Regions from separate parts of the Homo sapiens genome. Here region 2 is linked to region 1. Evidence: read pairs that join two places in POLR2A ChIA-PET (ENCODE). Cell type or tissue: A673. All regions are shown on one strand. Each heading gives the region's core, and the rest is flanking DNA. Links, peaks and the distances in the headings are about the cores only.

Region 1 (5,389 bases), core at 265-5,264:
TTCTGTAGATGTCTATTAGGTCTGCTTGGTGCAGAGCTGAGTACAATTCCTGGGTATCCTTGTTAACTTTCTGTCTCGTTGATCTGTCTAATGTTGACAGTGGGGTGTTAAAGTCTCCCATTATTATTGTGTGGGAGTCTAAGTCTCTTTGTAGGTCACTCAGGACTTGCTTTATGAATCTGGGTGCTCCTGTATTGGGTGCATATATATTTAGGATAGTTAACTCTTCTTATTGAAGTGATCCCTTTACCATTATGTAATGGCCTTCTTTGTCTCTTTTGATCTTTGTTGGTTTAAAGTCTCTTTTATCCAAGACTAGGATTGCAACCCCTGCCTTTTTTTGTTTTCCATTTGCTTGGTAGATCTTCCTCCGTCCTTTTATTTTGAGCCTATGTGTGTCTCTGCACGTGAGATGGGTTTCCTGAATACAGCACACTGATGGGTCTTGACTCTTTATCCAATTTGCCAGTCTGTGTCTTTTAATTGGAGCATTTGGTCCATGTACATTTAAAGTTAATATTGTTATGTGTGAATTTGATCCTGTCATTATGATGTTAGCTGGAAGTTCTGGCCAGGGCAATTAGGCAGGAGAAGGAAATAAAGGGTATTCAATTAGGAAAAGAGGAAGTCAAATTGTCTCTGCTTGCATACGACATGATTGTATAACTAGAAAACCCCATTGTCTCAGCCCAAAATCTCCTTAAGCTGATAAGCAACTTCAGCAAAGTCTCAGGATACAAAATCAATGTACGAAAATCACAAGCATTCTTATACACCAATAACAGAGAAACAGAGAGCAAAATCATGAGTGAACTCCCATTCACAATTGCTTCAAAGAGAATAAAATACTTAGGAATCCAACTTACAAGGGATGTGAAGGACCTCTTCAAGGAGAACTACAAACCACTGCTCAATGAAATAAAAGAGGATACAAACAAATGGAAGAACATTCCATGCTCATGGGTAGAAAGAATCAATATCGTGAAAATGGCCATACTGCCCAAGGTAATTTACAGATTCAATGCCATCCCCATCAAGCTACCAATAACTTTCTTCACAGAATTGGAAAAAACTACTTTAAAGTTCATATGGAACCAAAAAAGAGCCCGCATCGCCAAGTCAATCCTAAGCCAAAAGAACAAAGCTGGAGGCATCACACTACCTGACTTCAAACTATACTACAAGGCTACAGGAACCAAAACAGCATGGTACTGGTACCAAAATAGAGATATAGATCAATGGAACAGAACAGAGCCCTCAGAAATAACGCCGCATATCTACAACTATCTGATCTTTGACAAACATGACAAAAACAATCAATGGGGAAAGGATTCCCTATTTAATAAATGGTGCTGGGAAAACTGGCTAGCCATATGTAGAAAGCTGAAACTGGATCCCTTCCTTACACCTTATACAAAAATTAATTCAAGATGGATTAAAGACTTAAACATTAGACCTAAAACCACAAAAACACTAGAAGAAAACCTAGGCATTACCATTCAGGACATAGGCATGGGCAAGGACTTCATGTCTAAAGCACCAAAAGCAATGGCAACAAAAGCCAAAATTGACAAATGGGATCTAATTAAACTAAAGAGCTTCTGCACAGCAAAAGAAATTACCATCAGAGTGAACAGGCAACCTACAGAATGGGAGAAAATTTTTGCAACCTACTCATCTGACAAAGGGCTAATATCCAGAATCTACAATGAACTTAAACAAAATTTACAAGAAAAAAACAAACAATCCCATCAAAAAGTGGGTGAAGGATATGAAAAGACACTTCTCAAAAGAAGACATTTATGCAGCCAAAAGACACATGAAAAAATGCTTATCATCACTGGCCATCAGAGAAATGCAAATCAAAACCGCAATGAGATACCATCTCACACCAGTTAGAATGGCAGTCATTAAAAAGTCAGGAAATAACAGGTGCTGGAGAGGATGTGGAGAAATAGGAACACTTTTACACTGTTGGTGGGACTGTAAACTAGTTCAACCATTGTGGAAGTCAGTGTGGCGATTCCTCAGGGATCTAGAACTAGAAATACCATTTGACCCAGCCATCCCATTACTGGGTATATACCCAAAGGACTATAAATCATGCTGCTATAAAGACACATGCACACGTATGTTTATTGCGGCACTATTCACAATAGCAAAGACTTGGGACCAACCCAAATGTCCAACAATGATAGACTGGATTAAGAAAATGTGGCACATATACACCATGGAATACTATGCAGCCACAAAAAATGATGAGTTCATGTCCTTTGTAGGGAAATGGATGAAATTGGAAATCATCATTCTCTGTAAACTAACCCAAGGACAAAAAACCAAACACCACATGTTCTCACTCATAGATGGGAATTGAACAATGAGAACACATCGACACAGGAAGGGGAACATCGCACTCTGGGGACTCTTGTGGGGTGGGGGGAGGGGAGGGATAGCATTTGGAGATATACCTAATGTTAAATGACGAGTTACTGGGTGCAGCACACCAGCATGGCACATATATACATATGTAACTAACCTGCACATTGTGCACATGTACCCTAAAACTTAAAGTATAATAAAAAAAAAAGAAAAAGACCATGAAGGTCTTGAGGCATTAAAAAAAAAAAAAAAGAAAGAAAGAGCAAGAATGTTTAAGCTCTTTTTTTGGTAGAGTGACGTCTGGACAATTGCCCTTTGAACTAATTTGAGAGAGAGAGAGAAAGACAAAAAGGCAGAAAATAAAAAGTAGGTTAGAAAAATAGTCCCACCAGTTTGAATACGGTTTAACCGAGATCCAACCACTGCCATCCAACTCTGACACTTTTGGACTTGATTCTTGCTCTCTTCTGTTTAGGGAAGATAGAGAATTGGAGAACAGACACGTCTCCTAATCTAGCTACCGTCCCAATTTTCATATCACTGGCACAATCACAAAGATTTCACTTTTTTCTTCTTTTAGTCATGAATAACCATCCATTATAACTAAATACTCATTGCATATAAGGCAGCAGCCTCCAAAGTAAACAAAACGAATGTGGCATGATAGTTGAAAGCCTCCAAAATGATCAGATTTGAATTGAATTTTTGCAAGATTAATGCTTTAAAAATTAAATTGCCTATTCTTGGAAGAGAATAAAAAGAAACAATTCCAAAGATGAATTGGAAACAGAAAATGAAAACATTTAATATAAACAGTGAAGCAGGAACATTCCAAATCAGTCTTCCTGGAGTACTTATTTGGGACTACCATAGACTAGACTAGAGCTGTGCTGCTCTTAACACTGAAAGGGGCAGGCTGTTTCTCTTGATGTGAAGAAAACACCCCAAGTTAAGAAATTATACGCTATTGATGACTTGAAATTGTCTGTACAATGTAGCTTTGTACGTGATATCATTTTTTATTCTTTAAAATAAAAAATGCTGAATACATACAATCATTAGTTTATCATTAAACTGTAAAATTTGTAAAGGTAATTATTTAAATATTTTTAACATATAGCATCAAACCCTAACACAATTTTTTTTACTCTTAAATTTTTTAAAAAATTAAAATATTTTTCGAATAGTTTTAATGAAGTTTTGTTTCTCTTGCTGGAGGGACCTATATATAAAAAGAAATGTGAAAATTGCAGCAAGATTTTTATTGACATCAAGAAATAGCTGTACATTTGAAAGAGGCTACATTTTCCCTAATTCTAGGCTTCATGGAAGTATTTATATAGGAGCTTTCTATAACTTTCTGGTCATGTATTTGCAATATTTCTAATGTATCTGAAATTAATATATGAATATATGAAATAAATGACAGATGGATAATTATAGATGCTTTCCATTTCTCTCTATTCTCCTCCCAGTTGAGACAAAAGGATTTGTCCTCGCTACACTTTGTTTCTGTTTTGTTTTGTTTTTTGATCTTCCAAGCTTTCCCAGTTATTTTCAAAGAGAAGAAGAATGCACTCTTGCTGAGAAAGACTGTTCTAAAAGTTTAATACTTTTATTAATTTTTGTCTGTTGGATTAAGTCTCTGAATTCAGCTGCTAGAAAGCCCAGAATATGGACTTGTATTTCTTTACATAGGTTACATGTAAACAAGTCTACTATTTAAAACACACTGGATAATTTTTTTCATTAATGTAATCCCCAAACACATAAGTATTTTGAGAGCCAACATCATTCCTTTCTGTAAGAAATTTCAACTAGTGTTAAAGTTAGAAGTTCAAGTCACAATTCATTATCTGCAGACATGGGGATATCTCACAGATAAATTCCAGCTGCAAACCATGATAGTGAGTCTAGATTTAACGTTTGACTTTCTGGTTGACAGGGTGAGTAATTTGAACCTGAGTTGATAGTAGTGACCCTCAACTAGAACAACTTGAAGTAAATTCTTCTTGCAGTTAGGCTGCACTTCTCAATAACCTCTTACTCAAGGAAAATAAGTTATTTTGGTGGAGAATTAAGTGAAACAAACCAGAAGAGTAAGATCTTCTTCACATATATTTATTTTTGTATAGGGTTTCCTTGACCCGTCAATAATAGAAATAGCAAGCCAGAATTACTTTTTCATCCAACCTGTTATAAAAATAAGAAAGGAGTGGGAGAGATAAAGGAAAGGGTAGAGAGAAGTAGAAATGTAAGTAATTAATAGATTGCTTTAAATTCTATTGTTGTGAATGTTTTGAGTACGAGAACAAATATGTAAGAATAAATTAGATGTGGTAATAATCAAAAGAATAACAATTAAATTGACAGATTGGGGTTCCATGGTAATTCTTAGAATAATATCCATGTCTATATTTCCTAGCATGTATGTCAAAGGTTGTGTTTTCCTAATTTTCAGAGCAGCAAACTTCACCTGGGATATCAAACTCAAGCTGTGTTTCTTCCCACCTCTTATGTTAATAATAGTCTTTACAATCTTTCTCTCAGAATTTGCATAGTCATTTGGGCTAGCATTTTTACAATTTGAATAAAATCTTAAATGTAGAATAGGAATGTATAAAAATAAATGTATGTACTCTATTTGAAAGTTTAAATCTAAGGACACAGTGCATTTCACAAACAGAAGTGGCATCTTTGTGTTTCCCCATTAAAAAATGAAAAGTTGGCTCAGATGCTTCTTTAATCTGTCGTGATATTTATCTTCTATTTCAATACTCTTTCATATGTTGGTAACCGATGATGTAATAATCAAAGAATGAACTGATTAACTAAACAACAGTATGATTGGAAGGCTTTTTTTTTAAAGCTTCAACAAAGGAATAGGAGTAAAGTAATTTTCAAACAATCAGTTTCAAGAAATAATACAAAAAATAGAACTGAAGTCTTTAAATGCAGTGTTTGGTTTATTATTATTATTGCTATACTTGAAGTTAACAAAAAAATCAAA
Region 2 (5,389 bases), core at 96-5,095, 86 kb before region 1:
AGTGAACCAAGAGTGTGAAGAATGAAAACAAGAGGTAGAGTCGCAAGTACCAGTTTAAATAATGACTACAATATCAGGAGCTGACTGATGGTAGAAACTGAAATTACGATTCTGCATTGAGAAACTAATTAAAGTCCCATGAAACTGTGACAAAGGAGTGTTTGGCTTTAGAGAAAGAACAGAAACAAATGCCTCAAATATAAAGGGAACTGAACAAAAGATGTTCCCAAGAGGGTAACTCCTCCAGGCAGTTGGACAGGGCACAGTAAAGACCCATGTACAGAAAGTCTATGGCTGAGAAGCTTTCAGATATAGGGTGAGCTCCACATTCAATCAAGGAGTCACAAAGGGAACATTAGTCTTCTCAAATTCTACTGAAAACATGTAGGCCTAGAACTAAATAACTCACTAGAGCTTCTAGCTTCTGCTACCATAGCACCCAGCTTTTGTGCTGCCTTAGCCCTAATCATAGTTCTGCTGCCAGTGTTACTTTTTATACAGCTATCCCACAATATCACCAGTCTCTTAAAAGAGCAGAAACTGCAGTTTTTATATCTAGGCCCTTAGCACCTAGCACGGCTCCCTATCCCATAGCAGACACTCAATGTATCACATGAATGAACAATGGATAATCGGATGCATAAATGTGTGAATGCATTTATAGTTGCAGTTGATCAATAGAGATGACTTTGCTCAGCATGCAAGCTGATATCAGACATTGAGAGGTAATCGGGAAAAGTAAAAGCTTGAGTCTGTAATATTTTACTATCTGCTGCCACAACTTAAAAATAATGATGTGTTATCAGACTCTTATGCACTCTGTGAGGATGTAGTAAGTCTTAAATGATTTGTAGTGTTTACAATAGAGTAATTTTCAAATATTTGGGGTACATATTTTCTTCTATGAAGACTATTTGCTGGCAAATATATTTCTCAAACTAATGTAATGTTCTTGTGTAGTCTACTGTGCCTAATTTAAAAAGTGGAAGATGGTGTGGAACTTTCTGGCAGGAAGTTGAGTTATAATACATATTAATGAAGGCAAAGTGTATGACATATCAATTTAGGTCTCATTGGATCAAAGCATCACTTTCATAAACATTCAGTGTCCTCATTCTGCTATTCCTTGACCTAATAGTCTCAGTACTGAGATTGGAAATGGGGCATTCTTTCTGTGCTAATCTTGGCAAATAATGTTCATTGCTATCAATATGCCATCTATTTAGAAAGCGTAGAGATGGCATTTCACCACTTTTACTTAAAGGGTTGTAAAACTGCAAACTGTCTCTGGATGTCTCTGCTTCAGATATTGACATCATTAAAGAAATCACTCCCTTAAACCCCCAAGAGGCCCCTTTCCTTTGAAAACATGGAAATCATCAGTGATGAGAAAAGGAAAGAATAAATGAAATTCAAAAGTATCTTTGAGTGTTTTAAGTCCTTTCTGACAGATTTAGCACTCCCTTTGATTTTGTGGTGTGGATTAATAGCCTTAGGAGGCATGTTAAAAAAATCCACAGTACATTTTTATTTGATTTTCAAATTAACATATTGCATTGCTTTTTATCTCCCTTTGTTTCAAGGAACTCAAGAACTTAAAGGATTTTGTCTCTATGTCTTTCTTTGCTCTATCAGCATCAGCTTGGAAGTACACAGTACAGAGGCTGGCATATCAAGAAGTGTAAAGGACTACAGTGCTAGATATTGCCTCTGGCACAGAACGTACAGTACTAATAATACCTCATTTATCCTACTATTGCCCATAGAAAACCTGTAAGTGCTAAGCATAATTCATTTTGTCTGCACTAACTCCCTAATCCTTAACATTAGTGTTTCCAAGGCATTTATTGTTGGCAATTGTCACCTAAGCAGGAGGCTCTTCAAAGTTCTAGGTGCCAGGGAGTTAAAGCGGTATGGAATTATTAAATCATTGAATTTCCTAGTGAAGAGATGCTTGGGTAAATAAATCCTTTTGCTTATGCAGATCTGGTTCATCCGGTATTCTTGGGAAGTCTGTCATCATTAAAAGTGTAGAAGCAACTTTGCCACCCATGTAATGCTTTGTTTGTCTTTTTGGCAAATTCAGTATCAGAGTTAGAAAAGTTTTAACTTCATGGAAATTTGTTTAAGTAAAATAGAGACAAGGTAAGCACATTTAAGCCCAATGGGAAGTTTGCCTTTGCCACTCGCTAGTGTAGATTTGGATCAGTGGTTTTGGGTTTTTTACATTTTTTAAGTCTTGGAAACATTTATTCAACTGAAATATTTGGAATAAGTCCAATATGTAAAGTGCACACTAGGGGATTTTCTCTGCTTGAAATTCATATGAGTAGCCTGAAGCCCTGCATACTTGGTCCTCCTTCTTATCTTTCACTCCTGCTTCCAAAACACCCACATCACCCTCTTGAATACTCCATAGGGTACAATTCATAAAGCATTGTCCTAGACCATAACTACCTAAAGAAAAATTGACTTGAGTAACAGTGTCAAAAATCACCTTATGGTGACCAAGGTAGCAATAACAAATTTATTTAGTTGTTCATTTATTTAATTAAGTTTACAAAAATACATATTTTTATGCTAGGCATAAACAGAACTTCTCCCTTCAAGATGAATTAATCAAAGGAAATAATGTCAATACAATAACTGCCTTCAGGTCTCTGCCATTTATATGGAAAGCCCTAGTGCTTTTTCTAGGCTAGGATTTAGGAATCTAGACTATGTGTTAATGGTTGAGTTTCTAACCCAATAGGGACATCAAAAAGACAGAATTTGGGGCAGGGCACGGTGGCTCACGCCTGTAATCCCAGCACTTTGGGAGGCCAAGGGGGGCGGATCAAGAGGTCAAGATATGGAGACCATCCTGGCCAAAATGGTGAAACCCCATTTCTACTAAAAATACAAAAATTAGCTGGGCTTGGTGGCGCACACCTGTAGTCCTGGCTACTCAGGAGGATGAGGCAGGAGAATCGCTTGAACCCAGGAGGCAGAGGTTAAAGTGAGCCCAGATTAAAAAAAAAGAGAGAAAAAAAAAAAGAGAGACAGAATTCAAAAGTTCAAGCTAGGAGTAAAACAAACAGAAAGTCTAAAAAAGTCTCAATAGAGAAGGAAATGTCAATATAAGACTACAGAACAAGGAGTGGAAATAAAGAATGGAGCATCTAGGTTGAGAAGAGATATGAGAGTGCTTTTACAAAATTTCTGGAGTTACTTTAGCAATCGGAGTCTCTAGTGGAGAAATGACCTTGCTAGATGTAGATATTTAGTATGTTATGGAACACTCAATATATGGTTTTTTGTTTTGTTTTGTTTTGTTTGTTTTTGTTTTTGTTTGTTTGTTGGAGACGGAGTCTCGCTCTGTCGCCCAGGCTGGAGTGCAGTGGTGCCATCTCCGCTCACTGCAAGCTCCGCCTCCCGAGTTCACGCCATTCTCCCGCCTCAGCCTTCCGAGTAGCTGGGACTACAGGCGCCCGCCACCACACCCAGCTAATTTTTTGTACTTTTAGTAGAGAGGGGGTTTCACCGTGTTAGCTAGGACGGCCTCGATCTCCTGACCTCGTGATCTGCCCGCCTCAGCCTCCCAAAGTGCTGGGATTACAGGTGTAAGCCACCGTGCCTGGCCAACACTCAATTTATGTTTATTAATTTTGTAAATAAATAAGATATTTGCTATTACAAACATATTGTAGAAAGTATTGAGGGAAAAGAAAAGGAAACATAAAGGGAAGGGCACTGACCAGTTTAGGAAAGTAATTAAGAACATCTAGGCCGGGCGCGGCGGCTCAGGGCTGTAATCCCAGCACCTGAGGAGGCTGAGGCGGGCGGATCACTTGAGGTCAGGAGTTCAAGACCAGCCTGGCCAACATGCTGAAACCCCGTTTCTACAAAAAATACAAAAACTAGCTGAGCGTGGTGGCAGGCACCTGTAATCCAAGGTACTCGGGAGGCTGAGGCAGGAGAATTGCTTGAACCTGGAAGGCAGAGATTGCAGTGAGCGGAGATCATGCCACTGCACTCCAGGCTGCGCAACAGAGTTAGACTCTGTCTCAAAAAACAAACAAACAAACAGACCTCTAAAGAATGACAGATGTGGGTCATGTAGATAGCTTGTACTAAAACATGGACAAAGATGCAAACATTTGAGTGCTATTGAGATTCACAGTAAAACAGGTAAGAGTGCAAAGGTATAAAGTTGATATTTGGGAGTGGCCAGATCATGAAGGGCATTGCCTGTCAGGTAATCAATTTAGTTTGTCTTCTAGCCAATGGAGAGCCATTGAAAAATACTGTGCAAGGGATTAGCAAAATCAGATTCCTATGCTAGGAAAATGTAACAGAGCAAGGAAAGACTAAAGACACATTGATTGATAGAGTGATTCTTATAATTGGCAAAGAGAGATTCACTAAATTATTTCAACCGGGAGCATTCCAACAGAGTAACAGAATTCTTCATAGACTTCTTGGTAAGATAGTAGTCAGATAACTACGTTTAATTCATATTTCCTGTTGAATGCTCATAAGAGCAGAGGAAACAATGCAACTGTTAATTCAACAAAGGGAAATGAGTATATAAATGTCAATCTTCCAGCCCCAGAATGAAATTTCTGGATGTAATTTTAGTAAAATGCAATTCACTCTTAAAGGCAAACCAAAGCAGTTAAGTGGGGAAAGGAAATTTTCACCCAACCCTACTTTGTACTTGTAACTCAGAAGATTTGGGGTCCACAGAGAGGGTAAGCATCAACACCTGCAGGATGGATGTGGCTTTCTAAGACAGCAAAATAATCCAGTTCTCTAATGCCTCCAAGCCATGCTTTTGTTTGAATACTTACTTGTACACATAATAGTGAACAAGTTATTAAGCCTTACTTTTATGCTGTAAAATATAGTTAATACCAGTATCTACTATTTGAGGTTGTTGTAAGGATTAAATGAATTAATATAGGTAACACTTTAGAACTGTCATTGGAACAGAGTAAGCGTTTGTCATGATCATTTATTATTGTCATTACTTTATGCACATTAATGGACTACCATTTGCAGAAATGTATTCATCTTTTAAAAAGGGAATGATACCTACCTCACAGAGTCTAAGCATTTAATTAAGCCCTGTATGTGACCTTTTTTGCTGGTATCCAGAATGTATTAAGTTATGTGTAAATTGTAGAATTAGTGGTAGTAGTAAGTGTAGCAGCAACTGTAGTCATGGAATTATAGTTAAGTATTGTGACATAATCAAAGGAATTGGACAATGAGCATTAAATTCTGATATAAACTTGATAATAAGAAGCTGCAACAAATAAAAGATGCCACTTGGTGGACCAAAATTTTCCATTCAGTCTTTCTGGCAAAGATAAGGCTATTACACTTTCAAATAATTCAAAAAATT

The links. ChIA-PET counts read pairs that join two places held together with the same protein. Peaks named below come from ENCODE experiments on the same cell type or tissue, not always from the same donor. Only the 100,000 strongest peaks of a DNase experiment are listed, where the experiment ranks them.
Region 2: POLR2A ChIA-PET joins it to region 1 with 10 read pairs; 2 of 35 experiments call an interaction of 5 or more read pairs at or near these places.

What each region holds. Positions count from the first base shown.
Region 1 is chr2:139,924,989-139,930,377 of GRCh38, reverse strand. No RefSeq gene overlaps it. Among named protein-coding and RNA genes, the nearest start is that of LINC01853, 190 kb to the left of the region's middle. In A673, for the core only: no CTCF peak of the experiment used is centred there; no DNase peak of the experiment used is centred there.
Region 2 is chr2:140,010,648-140,016,036 of GRCh38, reverse strand. No RefSeq gene overlaps it. Among named protein-coding and RNA genes, the nearest start is that of LINC01853, 100 kb to the left of the region's middle. In A673, for the core only: no CTCF peak of the experiment used is centred there; DNase peaks (open chromatin) are centred at 1,946, 2,316 and 4,516; H3K27ac peaks cover 931 bases.